Linked DNA regions of Mus musculus: region 1 is linked to region 2. Evidence: chromatin loops called from intact Hi-C (ENCODE). Cell type or tissue: left cerebral cortex. All regions are shown on one strand. Each heading gives the region's core, and the rest is flanking DNA. Links, peaks and the distances in the headings are about the cores only. Region 1 has its middle 82 kb from the start of Gm30624. Region 2 has its middle 33 kb from the start of Gm30193.

The links. Peaks named below come from ENCODE experiments on the same cell type or tissue, not always from the same donor. Only the 100,000 strongest peaks of a DNase experiment are listed, where the experiment ranks them.
Region 1: it touches region 2 in a loop (2.3-fold over the local background); 2 of 42 quality-filtered maps call a loop at or near these places.

Annotation. Positions count from the first base shown.
Region 1 is chr10:111,762,802-111,771,613 of GRCm38, reverse strand. It overlaps the pseudogene Gm46193. Among named protein-coding and RNA genes, the nearest start is that of Gm30624, 82 kb to the right of the region's middle. In left cerebral cortex, for the core only: no CTCF peak of the experiment used is centred there; DNase peaks (open chromatin) are centred at 1,844, 4,081 and 4,407.
Region 2 is chr10:111,536,528-111,545,339 of GRCm38, reverse strand. No RefSeq gene overlaps it. Among named protein-coding and RNA genes, the nearest start is that of Gm30193, 33 kb to the left of the region's middle. In left cerebral cortex, for the core only: no CTCF peak of the experiment used is centred there; DNase peaks (open chromatin) are centred at 1,613, 2,067, 5,251, 6,912 and 1 more place; H3K27ac peaks cover 1,573 bases.

The sequences.
Region 1 (8,812 bases), core at 581-8,580, 230 kb before region 2:
GATTAAGATCATGATTGCCCCCCTTCTATCTCCTTCCAGCCCAACTTCTCTTTCCTGCCTTTCTGTTTATTCAGCAAATACCTCTTAAGCACTTCTGCATAGATCACCAGCACCACTGCTAAAGGCGTCACTGACCAGCAAAGCCTTGTCCCTCGCAGCCCTCTATAGCCTTATAACAACTAAGATCTGCTGTTGTGATTTGAACAAGAAACAGCCCCCAGAGGCTCATGTGTTTGAACACTTGGTCCCAAGATGATGAAATTGTCTAGAGACATCTGTCAGACATTTATGAGGTAGGATCTAGCTTGAAGATGTAGGTCACCAGGAGCAAGTTCTGGTGGAGAAAGGGGAGGAACTGTATTATTCCTGTCACCTTCATGTCACCCTCTCTGCTTCCTGGCCTCCGGCCATGACACAGAACAAGCCTGCCTCCAGCCATGACACAGATAAGATTTCAATGCAAGCACAGGGTCATCCGTTCCCTGTTATAGTCGACTGAAGTATTTGAAACGATGACATAAAAATAAACCCTTCCTTCCTTACATTTCTTTTGTCAAATATTACCACAGTGGTGAGAAAAAGTCACCACCCTACTGAGCCCCTATTCCCACGTCTTCCTGCATCTAACCTCTCCAAGCCTGACTTAGACAGGCCAACTCGGCTCTACCACAGTTCTCCACTTCTGCCCAGTCCCTCTCAAAATCAGACCCTTCCATGGATAGACCTAACTGTGTGATGCTTGTAAGCCATGCCGCTCAAGGTGTGATGTGTGGGTCTCCAGCGGCTGTATCATCTGGTAACTTGCTAGACATGCACAACAGAATCTCCCTTTATTGCCACACCCAAGATCACTTACATATGCTCATGACATACTGTCTGACAGTACCAGTCCAATGTATGGATTCTCACGTAACAGTTTATGGCAAAGGCTAACAAAGCTATAGCCAACTAGGGTAATAAGGTTTGTTAGCCATTTTAAAATAGTCTCTGAGATAAGAATAATGACACTAGTGGGGGAATCAAAAGGAGGGTCGTTATTTCCCAACACATGAAATGGTATGAAGTCCAAATATTAGTGTCTACAAGTATAGCTTTGTTGGAACATATGTCCATTCATTAATATTTGCCTATGCCTACTTTTACACACAATGGCAGAGTTGAGCATTTATAGCAAAGACTGTATGACTGGTAAGTACAATAATATTTTATATCTGGTCCTTTTCAGAGGTTTGGTGACTCTTGTTTTTAGAAGAAAACAATCATGATCAAGTGGGAAAAAGAATGAGCTAGAAAGAGAGTTTGGTAGCGTGGTAGTTTGGCGTGCTGCCAAGCCTGATGACCTCAGTTCAACCTCAGGAAACCACCTAAGAGGGGTGCCAACTCCCTCCTCTGTCCTCTGACCTCCATTCATGCACACACATACATGCACTAGGTAAATGAATGTCAAACAATTAAATAATAGAACTGCCAGTTATGAGGTAGGAAGGGGAAGAAAGTAAATAGCTGAGCAAGTGAAGTTTCCTCCTGAGTGCTAAACCCTCTGGTGACCCAGCTGCTGCAGAGTGGGAGCTTGTATCTGTTACCCTCATCACTTCCCGCTGATGATTGCTCCCCGTGGAAACGCAGAGGTGGGCTTTAAACATGACAAGAGAGTGTGTATGTTGGGGGGGGGGGGGTTGTCCCAGAGGTTCAGAGTTGAGGAGGGATACATGGAGGATTTGAGGTTCACTAGCTTCACGACACAGTCTTCACTTAGGTTCATACTCCTCAAACAAAATCAGTGGCCGGGGAGGGGGCTATCTCTAGCCCTGGAGAGCTAAATGACTCACTACTTCTATTGAAAGGAATGCCTAAAAATGAAAGCATTCCAGTTTGAACATCACAGCCGCTCTGCCTGCAGCCCTTCTTTTTTCCACATTCCATAATTTCATGTCTCCAGGAGACCAGTTCGGACTTTATTCATGATCTAAACGTTCACACAGCGGTACACTTCGGAGAATGGTAGTTATTATGATTTACTAAGAAATGTTCTGTAGGTTGCTTTTTTCTTCCATTCCCATTCTCTCAAACTTTATGGCCTTGCCTTTTCCTTCTGTATTGCCAGCATGAGGACAATAGTCAATAATTTTAAGAAACCATTTTCGTAGTTTCAAAAAGCTTCTACCTAAAGAACAGCTCGGGTGTCGGGGAGCAGTGCAGTTGATAAGAATGCTTGCGTGAAGCTGGGCGGTGGTGGCACACGCCTTTAATCCCAGCACTTGGGAAGCAGAGGCAGGCGGATTTCTGAGTTCGAGGCCAGCCTGGTGTACAGAGTGAGTTCCAGGACAGCCAGGGCTATACAGAGAAACCCTGTCTCAAAAAACAACAACAACAACAACAACAACAACAACAACAAAACAAAAACACCCCCCCCCAAAAAAACAAACAAACAAAAATGCTTGCATGGAGCTCTTAGATTCAATCCCCAGTCCCACATAAACTTAGTTGAAGGCAGATTCTGTCGTCCCATACTCTGTTGGTAGAGGCAGGAGGATTAGAAGATCAGTTATCCTTGACTAAGCAATGACTTGGAGGCCAGCCTGTGCTACGTAAGGCCCACAGTTTAAAAATAAATAAATGGGGCCAGCAAAAGTTTCATCAGGTAAAGGTGTCATGGCCACCAGAGTTCTACCCCTATAAAGGTGTTAGGAGAGAACCAACTCTACAAACTTGTCCTCTGACCTCCACGTAGACCGCACTACACATTACCACACATATACACTGCATACACACACACATTGACAATAGTAATATGTTTTAAATGATGATGAAAAACTTCTCAAATGTGTTCAACTCAAAACATAAGGGATTATTCTAAAAGTGCACACAACATCCAACTCCTTCAAATGACAAAAGGATTTGAAATTATGAGCCTTGAGGAGGCCATAGTTACTTGAGAATGTTTCCTGAAATTTATCAGGAAATGAAGGAAGGCAAAGGAGGAAGAATTGAGATCTTTATCAACCTGTAGCCCACGTGTCTTTTTGTTGTTGTCGTTGTCGTCATCATCGTTGTTGTTGTTGAGAAAGTTTTTGTGGCTTTAATGTATCATGAGGCATTGAAACATCTGAACAAATCAGTATCTAGGCGGTTGGTGAGGCAGCTGTTTTCCCTTCACTCCTTCGGGTTACTAAAGCAACTTGTCAGTAGATTAAAAAATAAATAAATAAACCAAAACCAAAACCCGACCATCTTTTGCATTACTTAAGTCCTTCCAAGGCATGCGCTGGTACAGCACAAACGTTTCCTGTCAGATGGCGACTCGTCTAGCATCCAAACATCATGCACAGCACCGTGGTGACAGAAGCCCACTGCACCCGTTCCCGCCTGGCCCTGCTTGTTGGTGTGTGATATTTGGAGCATCTGGAGGAGTGAGCTAGGATTGGGAAGAGGGAGGGGGAAACAGCGTGACTGTCTGGCCAGGAGGAGGTCAACCGAAGTTGTGCAGGACAAGCCTGAACATGTCATTGGTGCAAACACAAGCATCGTTGATGTTCTTTAATAGAAACATCTGGTGGAAATCCATGATGGGATCTTCATCAGCCTTGAGTTGGCCGACAACCATGCTGATGATGCAGCTATCTGCTGTAGGCTGATGGTCCTGTGCTGAGATACTATGCTGAATTTTCTGGAATGGAAGGCTAGATTACTTCTCCAACAATGGCAGCTTTCCCCTGGAATTGCATGATGCATCAATCAGTGTAAGTTGTGCCTAGTTGGGTTCTGCCATTATCAAATAACTGATAGTAACGCTGAATGAAGCTGGATCCAGTCTGCTCCCAAACTGGCTTCTCTCCTGTCCTGGAGAGTCACCCACCCCTCTGAGACCCGTGGGGCTGGCACGATGGCTGCAGCGGCAGCGGTGGCAACTCAGCGCAGTCTCCCACAAGTCTTTTCAAGAGATGTCATCTGACTTAACACAACTTTGCTTAGAGACATCAAGTGTGTACTCTGTGGGTGGCACAAGGTCAGGTAAATTCTAGACATCTTGAAGACATAAGAAGCCCATTTTTTTCCATCTGGAAAAGCAGCTTCATTTTCTATTTTCAGCTGGAAATTTTGGCAATCGATTCAGTTAGACTGTGTTTACTGAAACATTTAGGTAGGAGGGGAGATCTCAGTCAAGAATTTTTCATCTTCCACAGCCTGTACACACACACACACACACACACACACACACACACACACACACACACACACACAAGATATTACTGGAAATGCTTTCAGATTTGTTTATTCCCAAATAATGTGCTCTATATTCATTCTTAGAGAAAAAGGAAGAATTCCACAGAAAGAAATGCTTCCATGACTGGCTGAGTCATTCTGGAGAGATGTTTCCAGTAAGCCACATTATGCTGGATGCTGTTCAAGAGAGAAAAACCCAAGCCCACTGAGCTTCAGTGGGCTGTGTGGGTGGGTTTACTCGAGTACAAACATCAAATACAGCCATTGGAACCCGTATCCTGGGAAACAAGAGAACGGCTCCCCATCCCAACTGGGATTTTACAAGTTCTATTTTAGCCAAATAATAAAAAGTGAATAAAAAAAATGGGTGTAAATTAAAAATGCCCCAGTGACATTCATTGTATTATTTTCCCCCCTCAGACTCCTGAAATTGAAATTGGATGTTATAAAATTCAAGCTTCTTTTTTGCAAAACTTTGATGTCTCTGGTAGACTTTCACATTTCTATTTAAAAACTGCTGATGAACACCCCACCTACAGCATGCCCCCCTTCCTTTGTCAGATAAATAGTCACCCTGGAAAGGCTGTGATTATGAGATTAAAAAATCATTTGCATTTTATAACTTTTCTGTCAATTTTTCCTTACAAGAGTAAAACTATAAACAATTTGAATACTAAATTTCACTCTAACGTCAAGACCATACACAATCAATCAGCTGAAAATTGGACACTAAAATTTCCAATGTTCCAAAGCACATTGATAAGGAACCCCAATTTCATTCATATCGCTGTAATTCAGGGTACTGTTGATGATGCTGTTGCAGCCAATTTGCTGTTGACCAAATAGTACACCACTTGGTGAGTCCTTTTCTTTCTCTCTTTCTCTCTTTCTCTCTTTCTCTCTTTCTTTCTTTCTTTCTTTCTTTCTTTCTTTCTTTCTTTCTTTCTTTCTTCCTTCCTTCCTTCCTTCCTTCCTTCTCTCTCTCTCTCTCTCTCTCTCTCTCTCTCTCTCTCTCTTCCTTTTCTTTACTGAAATTTATTTATTCACTTTACACCCTGATCACTGCTGCCCCTCCTGGTCACCCCCTCCCACAATCCTTTCCCCCATCCCCCTCCCATCCTCCTCTGAGAGAGTGGAAGCCCCCCTAAGTATCCCCCCACCCTGGCGCATCAGGTCCTCTCCCACTGAGGCCAGACAAGGCAGCCCACCTAGAAGAACTTATCCCACAGACAGGCAACAGCTTTTGGGATAGACTCTGCTCCAGTTGTTCAGAACCTACAAGAAGACGGAGCTAAGCATCTGCTACATATATATGGGGTTGGGTATAGGCCCCACCACCCATGTATGCTCTTTGGTAGGTGATTCGGTCTCTAAGAGCCCCAAGGGTCTAGGTTAGTTGACTCTGTTGGTCTTCCTATGGAGTTCCTATCCATTGCAGGATTCTCAATCCTTCCCCTAACTCTTCCATAAGAGCACCCAAACTCCATCCATCATTTGGCTGTGGGCCTCTTCATCCGAGTCAGCTGCTGGGTAAAGCTTCTCAAGTGACAGCCTTGCTAGACTCCTGTTTTCAAGCATAATGGAGTATCATTAATAGTGTCAGGGCTTGGTGCTTGCCCATGGGATGGGTCTCAAGTTGGACCAGTTATTGATTGGCCATTCCTTCAGTCTCTACTTCATCCCCTGTCTTTGCATTTCTTGTAGACAGGATAAATTTTGGGCAGAAAGTTTTGTGGGTGGGTGGAGCCCTACTCCCTCCACCTGAGGTTCTGCCTGACTACAGGGGGTGGCCTCTTCAGGTTCCATATTTCCAATGCTGTGAGACCCAGCTAAGGTCACCCCCATCGATTCTTTCTTCTTGGCATCCTAAAATAGCAAACGGCTTAGAACTTGTATCACTCTGGGAACCAATTATCAAACAGCACTCTGAGACACTAAATTTACTCTGAAGAATTTTTTTAATGTAGAACTTAACATTTTTATCTGTCAAGTTTGATTGCAACACTCCAATTTTTTCTTTCTCGGCAGAGGCTGAGTAGAGGTCTGGAGACACTGCTGTGGGAAGTCATTCCTGAGTGTGAAGAACATGTACTTCAAAATGGCTCGGGCCTCCATTATGGTTTTCTCCATTCCTAGACCCTCAGCCTTCCTCACTGTTAATAGAGAACTATTAAACCAACTCTTAGGAAATGATACACTTTCATGCAAACTCTAGACATTGAACAGCTGTCATGTATCTAACATTTCCAGATAGATGATACCTCTGAAGAGTCCTTCATTCTCACTGTGTTGATAAAAGATAAACAGCGCTTTGGATAATTTCCTTAATACACATGGTAATTAATTAGTAGGTTAAGATTTGAACCTGTACCTGACAGATCTTAATGCCACTTTTGCCTTTGAGGAGTCTAGGTATGTAATGGCTTTGGCTTCCTATCTTTAACCTTGTCTCTCTAGTCTCAGAGAGGCTCTCTCATGTATATTCTGATTTTTAACACCAATTTGGACACCCTGTTCTTTTTCCTTGATAGTGTTCATGATTATGCTGGATTCGGTTCTTCTTATCTATCTAGTTCTAGGTGTGCAATACATGGATGATCTTTAGGCATTTACATTCACCCATGGATATTTTCTTCTAAGCTACTGGTAAAATTTGCAAAATACTAATAAAAATAATATTCCAGAATGATTTCTCTCTAAGACAGCCTGCATGTACATTAAACAACCCTTAATTCACCCTCTTGTCCATAGACCTATAATATCAATTTTGTTCATTATATTGATGAAACTATGTCATACACCCTTTTTTCTGGTCCATCACTCTAGTAATGTAATTGCTGAACAGTGGACGTTATTGGTTCTTTAACCTGAAAAGTTCAAATCTAGAACTAGGTTGATAAGAGGCTCAAATAATGGCACCAAGAACCAGTCTCTCCACTTGCGGGTTCTGTGCTTCTCAACCTCAGACTCTACATGAAGATAACTCTACGAGTTGTCTGTCAGCAACTGCAGGATTCCATTCCATAAAAGCCCTACATGCAAATTATAGTCACTGTTTTAGGAGGTATAGAAAGCAAACATATCAGTCAGAGAGCCCTTGACCACACAAAGGCAGGATGGTCTAATGCAGCACTTCTTAACCTTCCTAATGTTACAGCCCTTTAATATAATTCCTCATGTTGTGGTGACCTCAACCATAAAATCATTTTCATTATTACTTCATAACTGTAAATTTGCTGCTCTTATGAATCACAATGTAAATATTTGTGTTTTCTGATCCTATGAAAGGATTGTTTGACCCCTCTCAAAAGGGTCATGACCCGCAAGATGAGAACTAGTAGTCTAATGAAAAAGGATATACTTTGGTACAAAATGGATCTGGATTTGATATAGTTTGCCACGAGGCAAGTTATTTAATATTGGTTTCCTTGATTGTGAAAATGGAGACTAGATATTAGAGCTGACTTGATGTCCTAACATTTAAATCAAATAATACAAATTAGGTGCTTAACACATTGTGAGGTGTATCACTGGCATACACCAAATCAGCAGATAAGGTACCAAAGTAGCAGGAATATTAGCAGGGCCATGCATGTTGTAATGTTATTATAGATTATAATACTAGGATGTCAGAAAGTTCATAGTTGAGGGGAATGGCAGAGCAATAAAAAGACTGTATGAAGGAGGTCGGGTTGGAGCTGGATCTTTGAAGAAGAAAAGATGTCTCGGTAAGTAGCATCTTCAGTGCCTGAATGACCTACAGTCCAGGTAGGAGATGAGTATAGGTGAACAGGCAGACTGGATTCAGCTTGTGGGGGTTTGGATGCGGTTAAGAGGCTTGAAGTCAACTCACTGAATGAAACTCCCACAAGTTGGCAAGCAACAGAGAGGCACGACAAGGAGACATGTGAGTCTCCGTCACTGGTTTTAGTGTACAAATGAATAGAAGAGTCAAGAGACAGATGTCAGAGGCCAATTTGGAAACTTATTTGCAAAATCATAAGCAAGTGAAAATGAAGGATTCATATCAAGCACTGCCATGGTAACCGAGTAAAGAGATACACGAAATGAGATTTCAGGGGTAATGAGACTCGTCGGCTGATTGGATGCTGGGAATGAAAGGGAAGAATCAATGTGTATTCATTTTTAACCCCAGATGGCTTGAAGAATAAAGATGCCATTGACATAAGAAAAGAACAAAATAAAAACAATTTGCGGTATCTAGAGGAAGAAGAGAGTGGATTTAGCTGTGAATTGGTGACTTTGAGGTGTTTACAAAGCATTCACATGGTGGTGGGCAGATCACAAGTGATGATAGGAGAGTTTCAGACATGGTTTAATTTTTTATCCTTTTCATATACCTCCCTTTCCCTCCCTCCCTCTCTTCCTCTCTGCCTCTCCCTCCCTCTCTTCCTCTCTGCCTCTCCCTCCCTCTCTTCCTCTCTGCCTCTGCCTCTCTCTCCCTTTCCCCCCTCTGTCTGCCTATGTGTGTGTGTGTGTGTGTATTCATGTACATGTGTGTGAGTGATTTTTTTTACTCTCCTGATATAATCGTCAGTTTTACCCATAACCTAAAGCTCCCAGGACT
Region 2 (8,812 bases), core at 388-8,387:
ACACGCATTCCACCATATTGTTGCTGTTTTCTAGCATTTATTTTATTTTTTTTATGTTTTGTTTTGTTTTTTGTTTTTGAGACAGGCTTCTCTGTATAATCCTGACTGTCCTGGAACTTGATCTATAGGCCATGCTAGCCTTGGATTCAGAGATCCATCTGCCTCTGCCTCTGTCCCCTATCCCAATTGCTGGGATTAAAAGCATACACCACCAATGCCCGGTGATTTTTAGTTATGTGGGCGTGTATCTCTGTGTGGGTATGTTCATATGTAGGTAGGTACCTAGAGAGACCAGGCTAGGGTGTCAGATAATCTCTAACTGAAGTTACAGTCAATTATGAGCCATCCCAGGTCAGTGCTCGGAACTGAACTTACATCATCTGCAAGAGAAGTACTTACTCAGAACCACTCAGCTGTCTCTCCAGCCCCATCCTGTTTTATGAGACCAAGTTTTTCATTGGCCTGTAGTTTACAGATTAGAGTAGGCTGGTTGGCCAGCAACCCCAGGGAATCTCTCTTTCTCTATCTCTTGGCACTGAGATTACAAGTATCAGCCAGGCAGCACATCTAGCCTTTTGTTTGTTTGTTTTTGTTTTTAGAGACAGGGTTTCTCTGTATAGTCCTGGCTGTCCTGGAACTCACGTTGGAGATCAGGCTGGCCTTGAACTCGGAGATCCAGCTCTCTGCCTCCCGAGAGCTGGGATCAAAGGCGTGCATCTCCACCATCACCCAAACCACATCTGGCTTTTTCATGTAGGTTCTGGGGATTTGAACCCAAGCCATCATACTTATGCAACATGCACTTAACCCACTGAGCTATTCCTCTAGCCCCTGGAAAATGTATTAATATAAGAGCACATTTGAGGTCTATTTTAAGTGTCTGCCAATTCTGGAGTCAGAATTCAAGGAGACCACAAAAGATGATAATGTTATCCAAGCAAACAGGACAAAGAAAGAGGGCACAGATGGGCTTATAACACCACAGGAGGAAAATACAAAAATTGTAAGGGCTCTTAAGAACTCTGTTCTTCTAACGGAGAGGGGGCATAGCAGCGCCTTGGGGTTCATGTAAAGGAGCCCCCACCCCAGTCCCATACTTGGCATCCGAGTGACTCATCCAGAAAGCTATCCACTGCGTGCAGCAAAGAGGAAATGAATCATAGGAGTTTCTGACCTTTGCCCTTGTCATTCTTCATGGCAGTGGGGGCTGGGAGGGGGAACCACCCACAGACCGGCTCACAGTGCTGGAGAAGAGGCAGGTCAAACAAGGCACACACAGAAATGATGCAAATGCATTGGCTGGGAGAGCTGGAGACTCGGGTCAGGAGAGACAAGCTCAGCAAATACAGACAGTCATTCTATGATACAGAGAGCAGAGCCTATGCGTTGGCACGGATGGCAGTTAGCAGTGCCCAGTGGTGTCTTGTGCAGTCATGTGAACTTCTCACACTCCTAGCCGGGGTGGGAATGGGGGCAGCACAGAGGAGAACCATGACCTTTGAATTCCCATCTTACATCTGGCATTTAGAGAATTTGCTTGGCTTGCTTAGAGGAAGTCCACTGAGCTCCCGCCAGTGTGCAAGTGGGAAGGCATCTGTGATTCAGAGATTCAAAAGATGGAATCCCAGAGCCTTGCCTCGGGAAAGGCAGTGAGCTTCCAGTACCAGGCTGGCGCATCAATGGCATCTCAAGAGGAATCGAACACGTGTAGGGGTGGTTGAAGTTTGAAATAAAAGCAGAATGGGGTCCTTCCCCGATGCTAATAGGAAAGCAAAATACAGTTCTCTCAAAGAACATAGACAGAGCCAAGAGTAAAAGGGCAGTGAAGGCCACAAGGCAGAGCTTTAAATTGCCATCTAACTGTGTGCTTCTCGATGCCTGCATTTGAATCTATTTGAGCTCAGTGTGTGGAGGTGAGAGTGTGCAACTTCTCTGCTCACACTTCAGCTTAGAAAATGGTTAGCTACGTGTCTGAAAAGTACTTCCTCGGGCCAAGGTAGGTTTTTAATGTAATCTCTCTCCTCATCTGGGTCTACAGATGGTAGCTCAGCTTGCTAGACTCATTATGAAAAGAAGACACGGTCCCTCAAAGCAGCACACTTCACTAGGAAAAAATACTCCTCATAATTACAGAAGTGGGAGTCGGGGGTGTTCATGAAACCTGCAGCTCGGTTCACGGCCTTCTGTGCTTGGTGCAGAGGCACTGTATAGTGGATGATGCTCTGACCATTTCTCAAAAAGGAAGCCTGGGATTGATCCTCGATGCATCCCTCTCTCCCATCCGAACTGCCCACTAAATACTTCCACATTCCTTCTCCTTGCTCCCCCCAACAGCAGTTGGCTTGCTTAAGTGACAAAGAGGAGACAGTTTGTTCCAGTCAGGCAGGCAGCGTCTATTGCTTCTTCGCCTTCAGCATTTATCACTGGTAATGGAAGTTCCTCAGGCTCCTGTCATGGTACAGAGTTGCAGCAACCAGGGAGCCTCAGGGGCTCCTAACTTCTCAGAGACTCGACTCAGGCAGACCCAAGACCCATGACTGTAATGCAGAAAAGAATCCAGGCCGGGTGGTGGTGGCGCACGCGTTTAATCCCAGCACTCAGGAGGCAGAGGCAGGTAGATTTCTGAGTTCGAGGCCAACCTGGTCTACAAAGTGAGTTCCAGGACAGCCAGAGCTACACAGAGAAACCCTGTCTCGAACCCCCCCCCCCAAAAAAAAATTAACAAAAAAACTTAATATGGACATCAAATACTAGGTCTAGAATGTTTTCAGCCTCTGAGACTTACTGCCAAATAAGCTCACACTTTCAAGGTTTTTTGTTGTTGTTGTTTTTTGTTTTTTCTGAACTCTGGCTAGCTGACCAACTCCTCTGTTCTGGCTCAAACTCCTCTCCAAACTGACTGATTCAAATTCTCTTAGCTTCTAACTTAATTGCTCATACTAACTTTGGCAATCTATTCTAATCTTTTGACTCCTTCTCACTCTCTGGCTCATTCTGTCTTCACCTGTGATTAGCTGTTCTCTCTTCAACCTATCTCTGTAGAACTTTCCAGGTAAAACTCTCCTCCCTTTCTCTGTCCTGCTTTCTCTTAAGTCACCTCTCTTCACTGTTTTTGTGAGAGTTGGGCATAGCCTATCTGTCAAATCTTTCTCTGATTCGTCACTTTGTCTGCCACTCAATTAGACAAATCACTTTCAAACATGGGTGCTTCCTTCTACAAACAACTTTACCTTCATTGTTTGGGATTAAAGGTGTGTGCTGTATTCCAGGTATGCTGTAAGGGTATGTCTGTATTCCAGCCATGCTGTGAGGGTGTGTCTGTATTCCAGGTATGCTGTAAGGGTATGTCTGTATTCCAGCCATGCTGTAAGGGTGTGTCTGTATTCCAGGTATGCTGTAAGGGTATGTCTGTATTCCAGCCAGAGTAGCCATGTAGCTGGGTTAAAATCCCTCTACACTACAGTGTTTCTCTAATAAGCACAAAGCCCTGAGCTCCATCCTCAACACTGCATAAACTGGGCATGGTGGCACACACCTGCAACACGTACTCGGGAGGTAGAGGCAGGAGGATTAGAAGTTCAAGGTCACCTTCTGCTACATATTGAGTTCGGGACAACTGGGATACATGAGACCCTGGCTCAAAAAAAAAAAAATGTTTCTAAGTAACTATTACCTATTTATTTCTTCTCAGACACCAGGTTTCCTGCTAAGTTGTTGTTGTTTTTTTTTAATAGGCATCAGTTCTTCTAATCTCACAGTAATCATATTAGAGAAATAATATTTTGATATTGCTCCTAATAGATGAACAATCATGAGTTAGCTTATATAACTTGCCACGAATCAGGCTAATTAGTGAAGAAACCAGAATTGAAGCCAGGGCTATTCACCTTCAAATTCCAAGCTTTTAACTACACACTGTGGGCCCCAGGGACTGGGTGCAGATCTGGCAGCCATGGGCTTGTATATTTGTTGTCACATCAATTCCTGTCCCTCTTCCTTGTGTCTGAGTACATAATAATCGTAGTAGACTGCAGATGGGAAAAATACAGAAGTCTTGTTCCCATGTGTCATCTCTACATCTTTTTATTTCTTTCCCTTGTATAAGAAAGAAGGGAAGCTACAGCAACAAACATTCTAGCAGCTTCTAGCCTATTTCCTTGCTCCCCGATATGGGAAATGTGACCTTTGAGAACAGATTGACTTTTCAAGCTTGACCAGTAAAAGCTCCAACCGAAACACCTCATCAAGCACACATTGAGAGGGGCCAATTGAATTCTGGGCCTCACTTACAATTCATCTTCTGACCTTCTGTTGTGAACTGTAGTCAAGACGATCATCCCATCTTCCGCCAGAATTTTAACAAACAATCCTCACAGTGGCCCCTTAAAGGCATTAGGGTTGTGACAATCACCCTAGCATTCCCAAGCATAAGCGCATGCTCCGCATCAGCGCATGCTCCTTAGAGCATGACGCTGTGCGGAACCTTTGGCGTTTCGGGATGCCTTGTATTCACATCTGAGCAGCTAAGGCTGGGCACTGCACATCTTTGCAAGGAGATTTACCCATATCACACATCAGAAAAGGGCCAATCACTGAGACATCAGGAAATAAAGAGTAGAGCTGGCCCTTCACCAGGCACTCAGGGGTGGGGGGTGGGGTGGGGAACATGCTAAAGAAATCCATAGTGATAGGCATAAAGAAGAGGCTACTGTCTGACCCAGAATTATGACAGAACCTGCACCAAGTGACTTGAACCCTATAGGCCTCTTACAACATCCGATTGCTGGATCACGTGATCTCATTCCAAACCAACACCAATGGGAAAGTCCTGAAGAACATTTGGTAATCTCGACCAAAACACTAATGGTGTCTCACTCCACCGGAGGTCACAGACAACACAGACAGGCGCCACAACTTGTCCCAACTAGGATTCATTATTAGGAATGTATACAATCGCTTCCTGCATGAAATCAAAAACCCACCAAGAGCGAACAGCAACCCATTCTGAGCTTTGGCAATAAGAGTCAGGCTAAAATGCAGAACAAATTTCATCATAGAACAAATCGTAAGAAATGAAGTGGGTGGAGCAATAAGGGAAGTAGCTCAGCAAGAGATGACCAAGGAGCGGAACAGCCCACATGGAACCTACAGAGGAACGGGAGGCAAGAACACAGAAGCCGACAGGAAATGAATTCAAGAAGGAAACTGTGGGAGAATTCGAAAGTGCCTTGAGGAGAAGCCAGGCTGCAGTGGGCGGCACAGATGCTAACATCCTGCCAGCTGAACTCCTGAGTGGAAGAACTAAGAGTCTGTTCAAACCCTGAGGAAAGGCTCAGCTCCTGGGCCTGGCAGGCTATGCTGAGCAGCCTCAGGCAGGATAGGCTTCACTGACATCACAGTCCCAAGCCAATGGCGGCCATTGTGCACGGTAACACAAGGATAAGTATTTATTTCAGTCCTCTGTGGGAGGGCTGCATTTTCTTCTGAGGTCATCTGGAGCAAATGTAGCTCCCACAGGGGCCTCGTTTTATGAGGCCCAGCTTAACCTGGCCACACCATGCTAGACTAACAAAGGGGAATTGGAGAGGTGGCAACAGAGTGACTCAGCCAGCCTTAACCCTTGAGAGCCTGGAGAGAAATATCCAGCTCAGCTCTTCTACACATTGAGGGCTCTGGGGGACCTGTCTGCCTTCAAAGAAGAGATCAACAATTGCAGACAACTGCCTGTCATTGTCGCCTAGAATAGCCCCAGTCCTCGGTCCTTTTTATCCAGTGCTGGATAAAAAACCTTACTTTCTCTAGTCTTAACTGCCATTCCTCAACCTTTCTACCATCTCCTTTTCTGCTCTGATACAATGATGCAATTCTTGGTTTTTCTACTTGGGAAACACACACACACAAACATAAATCCCAACTTAATGTTTCCAGTTAGCTATTAAATGCCTCTGACTTGTGTCAAATGTAACAACCTATGCCTCCTCCCTTACTCTCCCACCACTACCAAATAAAAAGCAATGCCCCACTCCCCCACTTCATTGAACGGCAATTCCACCTTCTCCAAACTCAACTCTGTTTAATGGCACACACCCAGCCCTCCAGAAAATGCCTTGGGTGTCCATTTAGACCATACCTTGACCATCATATCTTAGCCCCCCACCATCCATCTCTCTTGTAAATGAATGGTTGCAATAACCTCCCACCTGATCTTCCTGCTTCCGTGCCTGTCGTCCTTCATACAAAACAGCAGACTTACCGGTGCTTCCAAACTTCAAAACACTTTCAGCTCAAACTCTCCAGGAATGTCAGCTGGAGAAAAAAAAAAAAATGAAAGGTCCTTTTTTAAGTTTTATATGTCTGTGCATGTGCCCCAGCATACATGTAGAGGTCATGAGGTAACCTGCCAGAATTAGCTCTTTCTTTCTATCACATGGGTTGTAAGGATCGAACCCAGGTCATTGGACTTGGTGGGAAGCATCTTTATTTAACCATTGAGTGGTCCCACTGGTCCTCACGTTCTTACAGTGGCCTAAAACCCCCTCCACATTCACTCCACCCCTGTAGACCTCTCCTGCCTCATCTCTTTCCACCTCCTGCGTCCTACCTCTGGTTCAGCCACTCTCCTCCCTTCAATCCCCTAACTCCCATGATTATATCTAACTTTGCCGAATTTAGGAGATAGGAATACAAGACAACTTTGCAATTTTCTAGGATAAGTGTGTTATATTACAGGACGCTTACATGAACAATTCTGTATTGTTTATGTGAAGTTCATCTTTGACTGGGCATTCTTTATTTTATCTGGCAAGCCCCAGCTTTCCCCCACCTCTGGCTCTTTTGCACTGGGTCTTTTCCCGCTGCATCAATACAGTTATGTGGCCTGTTCTCTCATCCACTTCCAAACCATCTGCTCAAACATCACTTTCTTGGTGAAAAACTAAAATCAGATCCTCCCCACCCTGCCCCCAAGCATGTTTTTCTCAACATAAATTACATATGCCTTCTGGAGTTGGCCAGGGAGCGGAATTAAACTCTGCAAGGACAGGATCGGGTTTCTGCCCAGCTGCTTTGCATGGTCCTATAAACCCAGCACCTAGAAGATTAAGGGTTCCTAGGAAATCACCATGAATGTTTATTGAATGAATGAATGAATGAATGAATGAGCAAGCCTCCTAGAGCTTTTGGTTAAATCTCTGATAACAAATAGCCCTGATTCAATGACATTAATCTGCATTCTCCAACCACCTTGCAATGGTTTCGCAGCAGAGTAGCCCCAGGGAAACCATCACTTTTGGTTACTGACAATAAAAACTGTCTCATTTGAAACTAATTTTAAATATTTTAAACCCCAAACGCCATAAGAGGCATAAAATTAACTTCCTTTAGTGCCTTGCTATATAAAAATACTTTGACTGCATGAATCCTTGGGAAGGCCTTGCATTTTATAGAATCCAATCCAAGGGGAAACAACTAAGTTCACAAGGAAAAGTGTGAGTCCCATGATGATAATTACATCTGTGAAGACAATAACGCCCAACTACTCTAAATAATTAAGCAAAACCCATAAAATATCCACCTTGCTCAAAATGTTCTCTTTAGCATCCTGCTGAGACGGCTGACATTGTGATAACCTGTGAAATCGATCTGTAGAGGGTGATATCATGACGTCATATGCGTACGCGGCTGTCTATTGGGTGTTCGTGGTTTTAAGAGACAAATTCCCGGTACTACATCCTGGATAAAAGCGAACCCAAGTGACTGCGGAAGTGATGATGTACGATCGTTGGACTCTTCGGTGTACACATTAAAGCAGGAAGAAAGCGTGCACTTCTCTTAGGCGTGTATACCAAAGCCCAGGGAGAGTATTCCGAACGAGAGATGACAGACTTTATCTCTCGTCGTGGGGGCCCTGTGTGTGTGTGGGGGGGGGGGGTGTAGGGGTAGGGGGTAGCCGCTTAAGTCATCCACATTCTGTCAGCCAGAGTGTGCGCGTCTGTGCCTCGGACCTAACACAGCACAGCTTCTCAGCCTCGCACTGGAATCACCTCAGTGGTGATTCCGATTCCATTGTAGCTCGGCTTCCAATACAATTGACAGAGCGGGTGGGTTATCCAGACTCCAGGACTGCTTTTAAAGCTCCCCAGATAAGTCTAACCAACAACCTAGACTGAGATTGCTGTTTTAAAGTCAAAAAACAGAAGAGAAGACGCAGTGTAAAGTGAGCTTGCCCCGTTCAGCTTCCGGGTCTTAAGATAGATCTTCTCTCTCCGGAACACAGTGAAGGAGTTGAGTTTGAAGGAGAAAAAAAAAAAAACTTCTCAGGTTTTATCTAAAACTGATGTGTACTGTTTAAGAGGGAGAAATAATCCAGGCTTTACTATAAACAAAGGAAACTTCAGTTCGGCTGCCCTGGGAAACTCCTCCGTTTAACGCAGTCTTGCAGTGATTCTCACGAACCATTGCTGCGGCCGAAATAATAAGCGACAATGTGTGCTTTATTCACACCAAACACACCAATAGACTTCAAAGGGGAAAAAAATCAACATTTACAGTTTAATTACTATTTATTCTCTATATTCAAATCAGCTTTCTTTGACTCCCAAACACCCCTCCACCACCACCAAGAGCTTGGAGGGGGATTTAATCATTTGATGTAATTCTTTCTCAAACAATAGAAAGTTATCATTATGACAGCAACGTTGAACTAAAATAATTAAACAAATGCCGAGGAAATTATATGCAGGATAATTACTTTGGACATTTTTCAAAACCAGTGTGAAGATAAAACAATTGATCTTAAAGAGAGTAATTGAGG